Linked DNA regions of Homo sapiens: region 1 is linked to region 2. Evidence: chromatin loops called from intact Hi-C (ENCODE). Cell type or tissue: Caco-2. All regions are shown on one strand. Each heading gives the region's core, and the rest is flanking DNA. Links, peaks and the distances in the headings are about the cores only.

Region 1 (8,542 bases), core at 1,046-6,045, 71 kb after region 2:
ATATCTCAAGCACTGATCTTAGGTTTTACAATAAGTGATTTTATCCCCAGGAGCAATTTGAGAAGGGTCAGAATCTTGTCACTTCTACCTTCATGACTTCTAAACCATAATTTCTAATCTTGTGGCTAATTTATTAGGCCTAGAAAGGTAATCTAGTCCCCAGGCAAGGAGGTTTGTTTTGAGTGAGGGAAGAGAGAGGCCCTCTCATATTGTTTTATATTGTTTTATACTCAGTACCTGTTTTAAAAAAACAACAAGGAAGTAAAACCAAAGACAGGCAGCCCGTCACTAGGCCCGAAACCAGGCCTGGGCCTGCCTGGTCTAAACCCAGTAGTTAAAAATCAACTCATAACTCAAAAACCAATGTGATTCATAGATTTCCAACATTGTATAGAAGAACATCGTGAAACTCCCTGCCCTGTTCTGTTTCTCTCTGACCACCGGTGCATGCAGCCGTTGTCACGTACCCCTTGCTTTCTCAAATCAATCACGACCCTTTCATGTGAAATCCTTGGAGTTGTGAGCCCTTAAAAGGGACAGGAATTGCTCACTCAGGGAGCTCGGATTTTAAAGCTGTAGCTTGCCGATGCTCCCAGCTGAATAAAGCCCTTCCTTCTGCAACTCGGCGTCTGAGAGGTTTTGTCTGCGGCTCATCCTGGTACATGGGGAAAGGCTGTTATTGTCTTTGTTTTAAACTATAAACTAAGTTCCTCCCATAGTTCAGCCTACTTTCAGGAATGAACAAGGACAGCTTGGAGGTTAGAAGCAAGTTGGAGTTGGTTAGGTCAGATCTCTTTCACTGTCTCAATTACAATTTTGTAATGGCAGTTTTATGACCAAATTTACAATATACAGACCAAAATGCCTTCATGAGAACTCCAGAAAGCAGTCCTCTAAGCTTTAAGACTGTTGTTTATTGACACCCAAAGGTCATCATAAAATGTATCTTGCTACAGCTGTTGCCACTTCACTAAAGCCTGCTGAGGTCTTGCCCAGGAACTTTCTTCTTAGCCCTGCAAGAGTATCAGGTCTGCTTCTATAAACTCATGCCATCAGCTGGCCTCTCCTGTGTCACCCAAGCTACACACTCCTTCCTGCTTTTACTTACTTGAAAAGCTGGCCTCCCATCAAAACTCACGGTCTTCTTATGTGTTACTACTCTATAAATCCAGAACCGACTTACCCTTTTCCAAGGGAGTCAAGCTTAAAAGTGTCCCAAGCCCACCAAGCAATCTCAGACTATTACATTACATTCACCAAAGACATAAGCTCTCATTAAGCATGTCATGGAATGCTGAACACACCAAGGGCAGGTTCAACCATGTATCCTGTCTGCTGTTTTGAAATGTTTTGTGTGTTCCTTAGATATTATTGAATGCTGTAGGAAGAAAAAGAAAAGGGTTTCCACAATCAAATAGGGTTGTGAAACTACTTGCTCTCTCGGAGAGTCACAGTGCTCATTAGCATATTAAAGGTTCTGGGTCTTCTTTCAAAATGGAAATCGATTTAACCATGTTTAAACCAGCATTTCCCAAATTTACTTGGTCATTTAACCTTCTTTGGTTAAAATAGCTCAAAAAACTAGTTCAGGGACAACTGGCTTAAAAGAAATTAAAGTATAGTATTATTTTAAAATACTCATCTGACAAAGGGCTAATATCCAGAATCTACAATGAACTCAAAGGAATTTACAAGAAAAAAACAAACCCCCATCAAAAAGTGGGCGAAGGACATGAACAGACACTTCTCAAAAGAAGACATTTATGCAGCCAAAAAACACATGAAAAAATGCTCACCATCACTGGCCATCAGAGAAATGCAAATCAAAACCACAATGAGATACCATCTCACACCAGTGAGAATGGCGATCATTAAAAAGTCAGGAAACAACAGGTGCTGGAGAGGATGTGCATAAATAGGAACATTTTTACACTGTTGGCGGGACTGTAAACTAGTTCAACCATTGTGGAAGTCAGTGTGGCGATTCCTCAGGGATCTAGAACTAGAAATACCATTTGACCCAGCCATCCCATTACTGGGTATATACCCAAAGGATTATAAATCATGCTGCTATAAAGACACATGCACACGTATGTTTATTGCGGCACTATTCACAATAGCAAAGACTTGGAACCATCCCAAATGTCCAACAATGACAGACTGGATTAAGAAAATGTGGCACATATACACCATGGAATACTATGCAGCCATAAAAAATGATGAGTTCATGTCCTTTGTAGGGACATGGATGAAATTGGAAATCATCATTCTCAGTAAACTATCGCAAGAACAAAAAACCAAACACTGCATATTCTCACTCATAGGTGGGAACTGAACAATGAGAACACATGGACACAGGAAGGGGAACATCACACTCTGGGGACTGTTGTGGGGTGGGGGAAGGGGGGAGGGATAGCATTAGGAGATATACCTAATGCTAAATGACGAGTTAATGGGTGCAGCACCCCAGCATGGCACATGTATACATATGTAACTAACCTGCACATTGTGCACATGTACCCTAAAACTTAAAGTATAATAATAATAAAATAAAATAAAATAAAGTCTCAAATTAAATAAAATCTTGGCATAAAAGTAGTTGTTTCAGAGACAAATGGCAGAATAGAAAGTCCCAGCCCTTATTCCCCAGGGAAAATACAATTTAACAATATGCAGACAAAAATGCTTTTATGAGAACTCCGGAAACCAATGAAGACATGCAGCAGCCCCAAGGGAGTGAAAGGCTTTGGATAATAAGAGCCTGTTTCACTTTATTCCTAATTTCCCCTCCCCGAAACCAACAAAGCTCAGCTTGTCTCACAGCTTCTGGGGAGTGGGTAAGAAGAGTAGAACGTGTATCCAATGTTCTAATATTTTCAGAGAGCTTCCTGAAGGACAGGTTTCAGTCTTGACTAACTTGGGGCACTAACAGAACTGACATAGTTTGCATGCCTGGGAGCCACTGAAGCAAGGAAAAGATGAGGCAGCTTGCTGCAGCACCAAAGAGCCTACATGACCACATAGAGAAGCTGAGTCATCTCAAAACAATCAGAAGAAGGCACCAAACTCATGGCTTCTCCCTAGGGATGTAGTGAGAAGAATGAGCATATGTTTGGCATTCCAACTTTGCAGAGAGCTACCTAAAAGATTAGTGTCTATCTCACCTGATTCTATGTGCATACAGGGAGCTGTCATACTTTGGATGCTTGGGGACCTGAGAACAAAGGAGAAGAGAGTGGCTCATTGCTGCACCACAGAACCTGCAGTACTGGAGACAGACACTAGAAAAAGTAAGAGATTACAAGCTCCTGAAAAACAAACTAGCAAACCTCTCTAATTGGGAAACTATGTGTACAAGCCCAGAAAAGTTGCATCCCCCCAAAAAAGTTTTCAGAGGTCCCCAGAATCTATAGCCAGGATGATTAGTGAGTTCTTCCCTCAATGAAGCCAGTCCATAAAGACTGGGAAGTGTCACTGTTTTTTCAAATGCATAAAAGTCAGCTCCCATGTCCCCCCCCCACCCCAAAAATCACAAGGCATACAAAGAAACAGGGAAACATAGCCAAATCAAGAAAAAAGATAAATTTTCAGGAACCAACCCAAAGGAAATAGAGATCTATTGATTACTTGACAAATAATACAAAATAACTGTCTTAAAGAGGCTCAATTATTTATAAGACAGCACAGATAAATACCTAAACAAAATCAGAAAAACAATTCATAAACAAAATGAAAATATCAACAAAGAAGTAGAAACTATACAAAACAACCAAGCAAAAATTATAGAGCTGAAAAGTACAATAACTGAATTGAAAAATATACTAGAGACATACAACAACAGACTTGATCAAGTAGGAAGAATTAGCAAATGTGAGAATAGATCATAAAAAATTATTGAGTCACAGAAGAAGAAAGAATAAAGAAAAATGAATAACTCCTAAGAAACTTATGGGACATCATCAAGCAGAACACCATCTGCATTATGGGAATTCAAGGAGAAGAGAAAGAGAGAAAAGAACAGAGTTTATTCAAAGAAATAACTGCTGAAAATCTCCAAAATCTAAGGTAGGAAATGGACATCCAAATGCAAGAAACATAAAGAAATAGGATCGTGACTAACATAAACCCAAAGAGGTCCCCACCAGGATGCATTATAATCACATTGTCAAAAGTCAAAGATAAAGAGAGATTCTTGAAAGCAGCAAGCGAAAAGTGACTCATGATGTTCAATGAAAATTCTATTAAGATTAGCAATGGATTTCTCAGCAGACACCTCACAGGAAAGCAGGGAGTGAGATAATATATTCAAAGAGCTGAAAGAAAAAAAATGCAGGCAATATACTATATCCAGCAAAACTGTCAAGTGGAAATGAAGAATAAAGATTTTTTCCAGATAAATAAAATGTGAGGAGGTTTATTATCCTAGATCTGCCTTAGAAGAAATGCTACAGGAAGTCCTACTAGTTTAAATATAAGATTTCTACAGTAGTCCCCCCTTTTCTGTGGGGAATACATTTCAAGACTCCCAGGGGACATGTGAAACCATAGATAGTAACAAATCTGATTGCTGTTGATCGAACACATTTCTGTTCATGTCCTCTACCTACAAATTTAATGCCTTATGCATCTCAATTAAGTACTTCTCATGAACTGTGGCTACGATTTTGGCAATTTAAGGTGCTACAGTAAAACTAGCACAGATTTGATTTTCCTTCTTCACAATTTCATGAATAGAAGTTTTGTTCTTACTATAGATCTTAGCAATCTCAGTGTACAATATTTTTCTTATTAAGTTGAGAACTTTCACCTTTTCACTTAAAGAAAGCATTTTACAGCTTTTTTGGCAAATCTGAATTGCCAGCATAACTACTCTTGTTCTTCAGGTGATTATTAAGTAAAATAAGAATTACTTGAACATAAGCACTGCAATACAACAGTCATTATCACAACTGAGACAGCTTCTAAATGACTAAGCAGTAGGGAGCATATACAGTGTAGATATGCTGAAAAAAGGAATGATTCATACCCCAAGCAGGACTGAACAAGATGACACAATATTTCATCATGCTACTCAAAACAGAGTGAAATTTAAAACTTATGAATTGTTCGTTTCTAAAATATTCCATTTAATATTTTGGGGCTGTGGTTGACTGCAGGTAACTAAAACTGTAGAGAGTGAAACTGTGGGTAATGGGGGACTACTGTAGAGAGCAACATGAAGGTATATTAAAATATAAAGCTTCTTGGTAAAGATAAATATATTTTAAAAATACAGAATGCTGTAATACTTTATTAGTGGTTGTATTAGTTCATTCTTGCACTGCTCTAAAGAAATACCTAAGACTGGCTAATTTATAAAGAAAACATGTTTAGTTGGCTCACAGTTCCACAGGCTCTACAGGAAGCATGGTTAGGGAGACTGCAGGAAACTCCACCATGGCAGAAGGCTAAGGGGAAGCAGGCAAATCTTACATGATGAGAACAAGAGGAAGAGAGAGATGGGGGAGGTGCCACACACTTTTAAATAACCAAATCTTATGAGCACTCACTCACTACTATGAGAGCAACACTGAGGGGAAACCAACACCCAGATCCAATCACCTCCCACAATGCCCCACCTCCCACATTGGGGATTACAATTTGACATGAGATTTGGGTGGGAACACAGACCAAACCTATATCTTTCTGCCCCTGACTCCTCCAAAATCTCAGGTCCTACTCACATTTGAAAATATAATCATGTCTTCCCAACAGTTCCCCAATGAGTTAATTCATTCCAGCATTAACTCAAAAGTCCAAAGTCTCATCTGAGACAAAACTAGTCCCTTCCTGTAAAATCAAAAACAAGTTAGTTATTTCCAAGATAGAATTAGGGTATAGATAGTTGGTAAATACTCCCTTTCCAAAAGGAAGAAATTGGAAAAAAGTCAGTCATTACAGGCCCCATGCAAGTCCAATTCAAAGCAGGGCAGTCATTAAATCTTAAAGCTCCAAAATAATCTCCTTTGACTCCATGTCTCACATCTAGGGCACACTGATGCAAGGGGTGGGCTCCCAAGGCCTTGGACAGCCCCTGTGGCTCTGCAGGGTACACCCCCCCATGGCTGCTTTCATGGGCTTCTGTTGAGTGCCTGCAGCTTTTCCAGGCACAGGGTGTAAGCTGTCAATGAATCTACCATTCTGGGGCCTGGAGGATAGCGGCCCTCTTCTCACAGATTCACCAGGCAGTATGCCCCCATGGGGACTCTGTGTGGGAACTCCCACCCCACATTTCCCCTCTGCACTTCTGTAGCAGAGATTCAAAATGAGGGCTCCACTCCTACAGGAGGCTTCTACCTGAACATCCAGGCTTTTCCATGCATCTTCTGAAATACAGGCAGAGGCTCCCAAGCCTCAACTCTTGGACTCTGAACAACTGCAGGCTTAAAACCACATGAAAGCCACCAAGGCTTATGTCATTCACCTTCTGAAGCAGCAGCCCAAGTACTTGGGCCCCCTTGAGCCACAGCTGGAGCTGGAGCAGCCAAGATGCAAAGAGCAATGTCCCAAGGCTGCTCAGGGCAGCAGGGCAGTGCCCTGGCTCACAAAATCATTCTCCCCACCGTAGGCCCCTGGGCCTGTGATGGCAGGCTGCCATGAAGTTCTCTGAAATGCCTCCAGGGCCTTTTTCCCATTGTCTTGGCTATTAGTACTTCCCTTCCTTTTAGTTATGCGAATTTCTACAGCCTGCTTCAATTCCACCTCTGAAAATGGGGTTTTTTTTCTACCGTATGGCTAGGCTACAAATTTTCCAAACTTTTACTCTCTTCTTCCCTTTTAAATATAATTTCCAGTTTCAGGTCATTTCTTTGTTCATGCATATGAGAATAGGCTTTTAGAAGCAGCCAGGCTACTGTTTGAACACTTTGCTGCTTAGAAATTTCTTCTGCCAAATACCCTAAATCATCTCTCTCAAGCTCAAAGTTCTGCACATCCGTAGAGCAGGGGCACAATGCTGCCAGGTTCTTTGTTAATGCATAACAAAAGAGACCTTTGCTCCAGTTCCCAATAAGTTCCTCATCTCCATCTGAGGCTCCATAAGCCTGGCCATCTCTGTTCATATCACTATCAGCATTTTGTTTGAAACCATTCAACAAGGTTCTAGGAAGTTCCAAACTTTCCCTCATCTTCCTGTCTTCTTCTGAGCCCTCCAAACTGTTCTGACTTCTGCCTGTTACCCAATTCCAAAGCTGCTTTCACATTTTCAGGTATCTTTATATCAATGCCCCTATCCTAGGTACCAATTTTCTGTATTAGCTTGTTCTCACACTGCTATAAAGAAATACCTGAGACTGGGTAATTTATAAAGAAAAAATATTTAATTGGCTCATGGTACCACAAGCTCTACAGGAAGCATGGCTGGGGAGACTTCAGGAAACTTACAATCATAGCAAAAGGGGAAGTAGGCGCATCTTAAATGGCCAGAGCAGGAGAAAAGAGAGAGGGGGAGGTGCTGCACACTTTTAAACAGCCAAATCTCATGAGCACTCACTCACTGTCACAACAGCAGCACTGAGGGGGAAATCCAGCCCCATGATCCAATCACCTCTCAATAGGCCCCACCTCTCACATGGAGACTACAACTTGACATGAGATTTGGGTGGGGACACAGACCCAAACCATATCAGTGATGCCTAAAGCACTTTTAATTCTGGTATAGAAGTTAAAAAACAATAACATTTTTTAAATTATGTTATAAAATTATATTAATGGGTACACAATACATAAAGATGTAATTTATGACATTAATTACATAAAGTGAGGGTAGAGAGATGTGAAAGAGTAGTTTTTGTACACAATTGGAGTTGTTACCAGCTTAAAATAAGAATGTTATAACTATAAGATGTTTTATTTAAAGCCCATGGTAACCACAGAGAAAATGCCTATAGAAAATACACAAAATAAAATGAAAAAGAAATCAAAGCATGACAATCAGAAAATCAACAAAACACAAAGTGTAGTATCAAGAGAGGAAAAGAGGAACAGAACAGCTACAAGACAGATAGAAACAATAGTAATAGTAAGTTTTACTTTCTCAATAGTTTCTTCAAATGTAAATTATTAAACTCCACAATCAAAAGACAGAATAACTGAATGAATTAAAGAAAAACAACAAGATCCATCTATATGCGGTCTACAAGAGACTTACCTTAAATGTAGACATAGGCTGAAAGTGAAAAGTCGAAAAATGATAGTCCATGCAAATAGTAACCACAAGAGAGCAAGGGTAATCATACTTATATCAGACAAAATAGAACTTAAGTCAAAAACTGTCACAAGAGACAATGAAGAACACTATATTATTATTTTATTATATAAGAATTAAAGTCTTTCAACAGGAAAATAAAACAATTATAAATATACAGACAACTAATATTACGACATCCAAATATATGAAGCAAAAATTGATGAAAATTTAAGGAAGAAATAGACAGCAACACAGTAATAGTAGGAAATTTCAATACCCCACAACTTTTGACAATGACTCAAATAATCAGGTGGA
Region 2 (8,542 bases), core at 1,518-6,517:
GCCAAAAACATGCACTGGGGCAAGGACAGTCTCTTCAGTCAATGGTGCTGGGAAAGCTGTATATCCATAAGCAGAAGAATGAAACTAGACCCCTATCTCTTGCCATATACAAAAATGAAAGAAAAATTGATTAAAGACTTAAATCTAAGACGTCAAACTATGAATCTACAAAAAGAAAACATTGGGGAAACTCTCCAGGACGTTGGTCTAGGCAAAGATTTATTGAGTAATACCCAACAAGCATAGGCAACCAAAGCAAAAATGGACATGTGGCATCATATCAAGTTAAAAAGTGTCTGCTCAGCAAAATCAACAAACGGAAGAGACAACCCACAGAATGGAAGAAAATATTTGCAAACTACCCATCTGATAAGGGATTAATAATCAGAATATATAAGGAGCTCAAACAAATCAATGGGAAAAAAAGAATCATCTGACTTTAAAATGAGGACAAAATTTGAGTAGACATTTCTCAAAAGAAGACATACAAATGGCAAACAAGCATATAAAAAGGTGTGCAACATCATTGATCATCAGCGAAGTGCAGATTAAAACTACAATGAGATATGATCTTATCCCAATTAAAATGACTGACTTTCATCCAGCAATAACAAATGCTGGCAAGGATGTAGAGAAAAGAGAATCTTCATACACCGTTGGTGGGAGTGTAAATTAGTACACCACTATGAAGAACAGTTTGGAGGTTGCTCAAAATATTAAAAATGGAACTACCATATGACCCAGCACTCTCACTACTGGGTATACACCCAAAAGAAAGGAAATCAGTAATTCAAAGAGCTATCTGCACTCTTCATGTTTATTGTAGCACTGTTTACAATAGCTAAGATTTTGAAGCAACCTAAGTGTCTGCCAACAGATGAATGGATAAAGAAAATCTGGTACATATACACAATGGAATACTATTCAGCCATAAAAAAGAATGAGATCCTGACATTGCAACAACATAGATGGAACTGGAGAAATAAGCCGAGCACAGAAAGACAAACTTCTCATGTTCTCACTTACTTGTGGGAGCTAGAAATTAAAACAATTGAACTCATGGAAATAGAGAGTAGAAGTATGGTAACCAGACACTGGGAAGGGTAGTTGAGGTGGGGGGAACAGAAATGGTTAATGGGTACAAAAATACAGTTAGATAGAATGAGTAAGATCTAGAGTTTGATAGTACAACAGGGTGACTGTAGTCGACAATAATTTATTGTACATTTTAAAGTAAGAGAGTATAAGTGGAATGTTTGTAACATAAAGAAAGAATAAGTACTTGAGGTGATGACAACCCATTTACCCTGATGGGATTATTATCATTGTATGCCTATATCAAAATATTTTATGTTCCACATAAATATATAGACCTACTAGGTACCTATAAAAATAAATAATAATTTTGAAAAATAAATTGCTGTGTTAAATTCCCCTATCAAAGGGGAAAAATTCTCGGATTGTTTTAGAAAGTAAACCCAACTATGTCCTACATATAAGGAAGAACACCTGAAACAAAATGGCACAAAGAGACTAAAAGTTAAACTATTGACAAAACAATAATAATAAAGAAAAATGTTGGTAATATAAACATCTAATTGAACAGAATTAAAGGCATGAAAGCGTCATTTTATGAAGCAGTCTCTATAATTAAAATTAAACCAAATTGGGAAACTTTATCTGTTAATAGCCTCAAAGTTTACAAAACAAAACTTCTGTTATTGCTGTAGCTGGTTTTGTGGCAATCAGGGTGCTGTACCCACCCACTCTCACAACTCCCACATCCCTCCGAATCTTTATTTCTATACCTAATTGCACCTGCAACTCCAAGAAAACAACCCTAGAGGAAAAGAGGGGGAAACTGACAGTCTGCAGAGAAAGGGTCCCCAAAAAGGAAGCCCTGTATGCTCTAATAGCAGTAGATAATGCAGACTAAAGATTGTTATGAACCCCATTTGTTTAAGAAAAAAAAAGACAGTGGAAGTTAAAAAAAAATATTCCATGATTCCATGTTTCCCCTGCCAAGGGACCCAGAATGAACCAGGCTGAGAATTATTCACATTCATCCACCTTCAAAGAAAATTCCAGCAGAACCTGCATGGACTTAGAACAGGACCAACGGCATCAGTTCCCACTCCAACAAGTGGCAAAGATCATATTCAGAAAGGGCTTTCCTTATTCCAGCAGCAAAAAGGAAAAAAAGAGGGGGGGTGCACTATAAAAAATAACCCTATAGATCTACATGAGAAGCCTAAGTGAATGCTATGAAAAAAAAACACCATGATATCCTTTTAAAAGGAAAAGAAAAAAAGCATATATATGTATATGAATGTGTGTGTATACTTTGTGTGTGTGTTTACATATACATACTTTATTTGTTTCAGAATATATATTTATAATATATGTTTATATGTGTACATACATATGTATATCCTCTGTGTGTGAGTGCGTATGTGTATGTGTATTTATATCTTGAAACAAATAAAGCCCTCACCTCATTCTGCCAACACTGAAGTGTATCACCTGGCATTCCATAGATTCTGTGGATTGAACTGAATTAAAGACAGCCCTGGAGCTGAAACTCAGCTTCCCAGCTCTTGAGCACAGGGCAGCAGGTGGGATGATTTGAAGATCATGATGCAGTTGCCTCCGATTTACCCTTGCTTATAAGAGCTTATATCAGAAGCCGGGTGAGCCTCTGGAATTACATACAAGAGTGAGTGTCCATTGGGAACAGGAAACAAGATTGGGAATGGGAGATGAAGGGACAATAAATAAAATAATACAAGAGAGACTGTGCAGTAAATAAGGATAACCATGTACTACAAACTGAGGAATGGGGATGATCATTCCCATTCTCCATACCTAGGTAGAAAAAATATTCTTCACTGAAAGCCAGGATATTATCTCTTTTAATCCTTACAAGACTGAGATATACATTATCCTCATTTTATTAGGGAGCAGAAAAGGTGAACTCAAGATAGGTACTTGTGTAAGTTCACTCCATTGACAAATAGGGATGAAAACCCATCCCTATTGGCTCCACAGCCTGTGTTTCCACCATAATACAACTTTCTTTTCTGAAGTTTATGCTGCATGTGGTTTTCTATTGATGTGCAATATTATGGTTATGTTGTAGTAAAGCGCTCTTCCCATGGGCCACATACATTTCATTTTTTCTCTGAATCTTACTTGAGTTTTCTTCATTCTAGAGGCAGACTGCAAACATGTGGCTTTTGAAGCTGGAAAGAGGCTACTTTTGGTGGTGTCTATGTAAACATATAGAAAAAATATATAACTAACATTCATATCCTTCAAAAAGAATATCTGGATAATTCAAGTGACTGTAATAAAACTTTCACATTCTACCACCATTTTGATACATAAAAAGAGCTGCAAAAACTCCAATCACAGAGTCTTTGTCAAATATCCTTACTATGTCTACAACTCACCAGCGTTCTTTAAAAAAAAAAAAAGACATTTGAAAAGTCTCCAGGTAAGCCACAATGAACGAGCCCCACTCCTTCTTCATAAATCACTCTATTGTGTAGCGATGCACCATCAAGACAGGCCACATTTATCTCCCCAAAGCAAGCCTGGCAAGAATGTGTTCAGAAAATATTGGTCATGTTATCTTTACAAAGGTTAAGAGAAGGATTTGCTTATCTATAATGATTTATGGAACTGACAAGTGGGTGTACAAATGTGGCCAGGAAATGCACAAGAGTAGACAGAATGGCTTAGAACAAAATTACAGTGTCAGGGCACAAAGCAGATAGCTCCATCCTATAATGGGACAAGAGATCTGGGATTCATAAATCACGTTTGTCAAGAATAAATAAAAAGAGAACCAGATGAGGCCAGTAGCCCTTGTTGTTTTCTATCTCTCTCATAATTTGTTGAACTGCCCTGCCAAGCTTCTGTCAGAGATAAGAGCCTCTATTGCTTCCTTGCTATCTCCAGATTAGGTCTAAACACCAATAAATAAGACACACTGGCTTCTGTTTGTGTGTCCTGTCCAGATTGGACTTTCCTTGTGACTGTTAAATGCTTTTCTGTGACTTGACAATTTAAGCAGTGAACAGGTGTATCTGTGCAAGACCCCGTGTCAAACCCATCCAATGAATAAATCCTCAGTGGCTACAACAGGAATGCCTGAATTCTAGTTCTAGTTCTGCCAATATCTATCTGAGTGACTTTGGACAAGTTTCTTGTTTTCATTTCTTCCGTTTTGCAACACCATTTAAAAAAGAAACATCATCCATCAGGTAGAAAAGCTGAGATAATAATACAGTCAGGCCAAGAAAAACTAAATGAAGTAATTCCCATGCCCTAGCCCCATGGCTATTTCATTACCAAGTATGTTGGAGGGTTTGGAGGATGAGGGGGGAGGACAAGTGGCAAATATTTATTAAATAGACTTAAAGACAAGTCTCATATATTTAGATGAAGAAATGGAATAGATGTGTGCTCAATTTGTCAGCCTTTTAATTCTGAAATTACATAATTGACCTTAGAAAGGATAGCTAACCATCTGCTGATTTAATTGACATTTTAACACCAACTGAACTGTTCTGGAATAAAAATACTTTCTGACTTCCTGGTTTTTGCAAAACATTCTCTTGCGTTTTATTCTGACCCTAACAAAATTCAAAGACAAACAAAGTTCAATACAACTCCCACTCCTGCCCCTTCTGCTATTTTAAGCTCTAACTGTACCATGGGTAGCAATTGATATAAGCACCTTGCCAGAAAACCTTTATTTTAATTCCCTAGAGAAGACAGCTAACCTCCAGGTGTTCCATTCAACGGATACTGTGCATGCTGTCATGAGCATACGCTTGTTTTTATAAATTTTGAAGTCTGAGCTTAGAACAAATATTGTTTCAAGACCATTTGCAGATTAAAATACGGAAGGTGTCACTGCTCAGGTGCTTGTCCCCTGCATCCTCTCCCAGCCTGCTCCCTGAATGGTCTGTGTACCTACAAGGAGGCAGAGTGAGTGCCTCAATCAATCCTCACCCTCATGCTTTACCCTTGTACTCAACCGCAGCTCTATCTGTTCTGGCTCCTGACTTGCTGGCTTCATTTCCCATGTTCAGATTAGTACCCACTCTTTATACCTGACTGAGCCACTCCAATTTGGAGTTTGTCGCTGTTTCTGCACAAAAATTGTACCTGCTCTGAAGATCTGTCTAATTTTCAATGAGTCCACCCAGTCAACTTCTGGCCCTATTATCCTAAACTACATGGCCCTCCCAGAGCTACTAGGAGGGAAGATGTGGCAGATCATCTGTATGGGGCTGCAGCATCCATACTCAGCCATCTCAGAGTGTGGACACAGAGCCCTCCACTTTCTCAGTTCCTTAAGCAGAAAACACAAGAGAGTAAGAGTCAAAAGAGTTGCAAAAGAAGGCTGATCTTCCCAGGACAGGGAAAATCCAACAGATATGGGAGCCCAGGATTTTTTCAAATGTTCTTTTTGTTGAACTATAGCATATGTATAGAAGAGTTCAAAATTACACACGTACAGGTTGATGGCTCATCACAGAAAAACACACCCATCTATCAACCACCCAGATTCAGAAATACAACATTACCAGCATTCCAGAAATCCCCCTCAAGTGCCCCCAATTAGCAGCCTTTCCTCCTCCTCGAAAGAAACCTGACTTCTTTCCCCAGGCATTAGTTTGTCTATGTTTGAATTCTATATAAATAAAATTACACAGAACATATTATTTTGGGTCACATTTCTCTAGCTCAACATTGTGAGACTTTTCCATATTGTCACATGTATCTCATTCATTTTTATTTCTGTATAGTATTCCATTTAATGAATGAATTAATAAATGAGTATTCCATAATTTATTTATTCATTCTAATGCCGATGGATTTTTGGTGTATTTGCAGTTTGGAACTACTATGAACAAAAATGCTACAAATATTATTGTACTGACTTTTAGCACATATATGTATACAGTTCTGTTGGGTAGATACCTAGAGTTGAATTTCTGTCACAGACTTCATTGGATGCTGCCAAAGAGTTTTCCAAAGTGTTTATATCAATTTACATACCAATTTACTATCAGCAGTGTTTGGAGTTCCAGAAGCCCTGCCTTATCACCCATACTTTATATTGTCAGTCTTTAACTCTTCCGATGTGTGGATGACAGTACTATCCTAGACCCAGGCAAAACAATAAGCTACTCTACGCCATAGGCTTTGGAAGGCCCTGGTCTGACCCTCCTACTGTACCACCCCACAAAATTCTTCTGGGCCAAAGACAAATGGAGCCAAAGAGGACTGACTGACAGAATTAACAAGATAGGCCTGACTGTGACAGATCTAACTCTATACTCTGAAGATAGAGAATATATTTAATAAAAATTATAAAAACTTTGTAAACATTTTTATTACAAAAATAGCTTTACCAAAAAAAAGAAATAAAAAAGGGTAAATAAACAAAGAAAGTGAAAAAATTTAAAGGATAACACTAGACTTCATTGCTTAACTCTATGAAACGATGAATGAAATATGTATTTTCCTAAGAGAGTATAATTTATAAAAACTGGTGTCAGGAAATGAAAAAATTCTATATAGACTGATTTTCAAAGAAAATTTTGGAAAAAAATAAACAACTAATTTACCAGCTCTGAAAAGAGTCCTAAGTCCAGGCCATTTACAGAGATTGTTTCAAAATATGAAAAAGATAAAAAACAAAAGAGAAAGAAATAATATATTCACATTTTTTTTAAATTATGTGATTATAATATTAATAGCAAAATTTGATACAGATCATAAAGATGGCCCAAAACAGAGAAACTTAGCTGGCTTTACTTATGTGTATCAGTATAAAAATTGTTATTAAAATATTAGGAAAGACAATCTAGCAGCACAAGGAACAATACATACTGACTATGTAGGTTTTTTCAAGGACGGTTCAGTATTAGGATCTGTTAGTATATTCTACCATATTTGTATAAGTAAAGAGAAAAAACATACGATTCTCTCTGTAGACAATGAAATGGCATTTGACAAAATTTGGCAACCATTCTTGATATGCATAAATGAATAAATAACAAAAATATTCCATACAAATGTCTAAATGTATACTACTCTAACATGATTAAAGATGTTCTTTTCAACCCACATGCCAGCCTCAAGCTTATAGAGAAACACCAAGTCAGAATGACGTGAGGACATTTACTATAACCACTAGCACATTACATCATACTCTAGGTCCTGCCCAGTGTGATCAAACAACAAAAGATACTGCAGGATTAAAATTGGAAAGAATGATGTAACACTTTCACTGTGTACAAATCATTTTATTGTATACCTGGAGTATCTTCTGCCTTAAATTGACTGAAAAACTATGACAATGAATTTTACTAAGTTAACAAGGAACAATTTAAAATATAGAAATCAATGGCTTTCAGGTACATAAATACTCAACAGTTAGAAGATATAATGAAAGACATTACTCCATTTACATGAGAAATAATATAAAATAGCTACTCATAGTCTTAGCAAGCAATATTCTATAACTACAATAAGAAAATCTTCAAATTCTAGTAACTAACCCAAAAGAAAATTTGAAAAAATTGAAAGGCATACCATTTTACTGTATGGGAAGATTCAACATCATAATGATGTCAAATCTCTCTGAATTAATTTGTAAATTTAACAGTATTTTTATAAAAATATCAATAGGTAGTTTTAGAAGTATATATGCTTATTTTAATTTTTATATAGAAAAAAGATATACAAGCAAACAAAATCCACTGCACATCAAAAAGTTAATTCACCCTGATCAACTAAAGTAGGCTTTATTCCTGGGATGCAAGTTTGGTTCAACATATGCAAATCAATAATTCACCACATAAACAAAATTAAAAACAAAAATCATATGATCATCTCAATTGACACAGAAAAAGCATTTGATAAAATCTAACATTCCTTCATGATAATAACTCACAACAAACTAGGCATCAAAGGAACATACCTCAAAATAATAAAAGCCATCTATGACAAACCCATAGCCAACATCATACTGAATGGGTAAAAGTTGCAAGCATTCCCCCTAAGAACTGGAACAAAACAAAGATGCACACATGGATGAAATTGGAAATCATCATTCTCAGTAAACTATCGCAAGAACAAAAAACCAAACACCGCATATTCTCACTCATAGGTGGGAATTGAACAATGAGAACACATGGACACAGGAAAGGGAACATCACACTCTGGGGACTGTTGTGGGGTGGGGAGAGGGGGAAGGGATAGCTTTAGGAGATATACCTAATGCTAAATGATGAGTTAATGGGTGCAGCACACCAGCATAGCACATGCATACATATGTAACTAACCTGCACATTGTGCACATGTACCCTAAAACTTAAAGTATAATAATAATAAAATTAAAAAAAACAAAGATGCACACTTTTATCATTCCTGTTCAACACAGCATTGGGAGTCCTAGCCAGAGTAATCAGGCAAGAGAAAGAAACAAAAGGCATCCAAATAGGAAAAAAGGAAGTCG

What was found. A loop is a pair of places that touch in the nucleus more often than their neighbours do. Peaks named below come from ENCODE experiments on the same cell type or tissue, not always from the same donor. Only the 100,000 strongest peaks of a DNase experiment are listed, where the experiment ranks them.
Region 1: a loop joins it to region 2, with 8 times the contacts of the local background. A loop is called at or near these places in 1 of 110 quality-filtered maps.

Annotation. Positions count from the first base shown.
Region 1 is chr3:36,674,576-36,683,117 of GRCh38, forward strand. No RefSeq gene overlaps it. Among named protein-coding and RNA genes, the nearest start is that of DCLK3, 86 kb to the right of the region's middle. In Caco-2, for the core only: no CTCF peak of the experiment used is centred there; a DNase peak (open chromatin) is centred at 2,996.
Region 2 is chr3:36,603,325-36,611,866 of GRCh38, forward strand. No RefSeq gene overlaps it. Among named protein-coding and RNA genes, the nearest start is that of DCLK3, 160 kb to the right of the region's middle. In Caco-2, for the core only: no CTCF peak of the experiment used is centred there; a DNase peak (open chromatin) is centred at 3,737.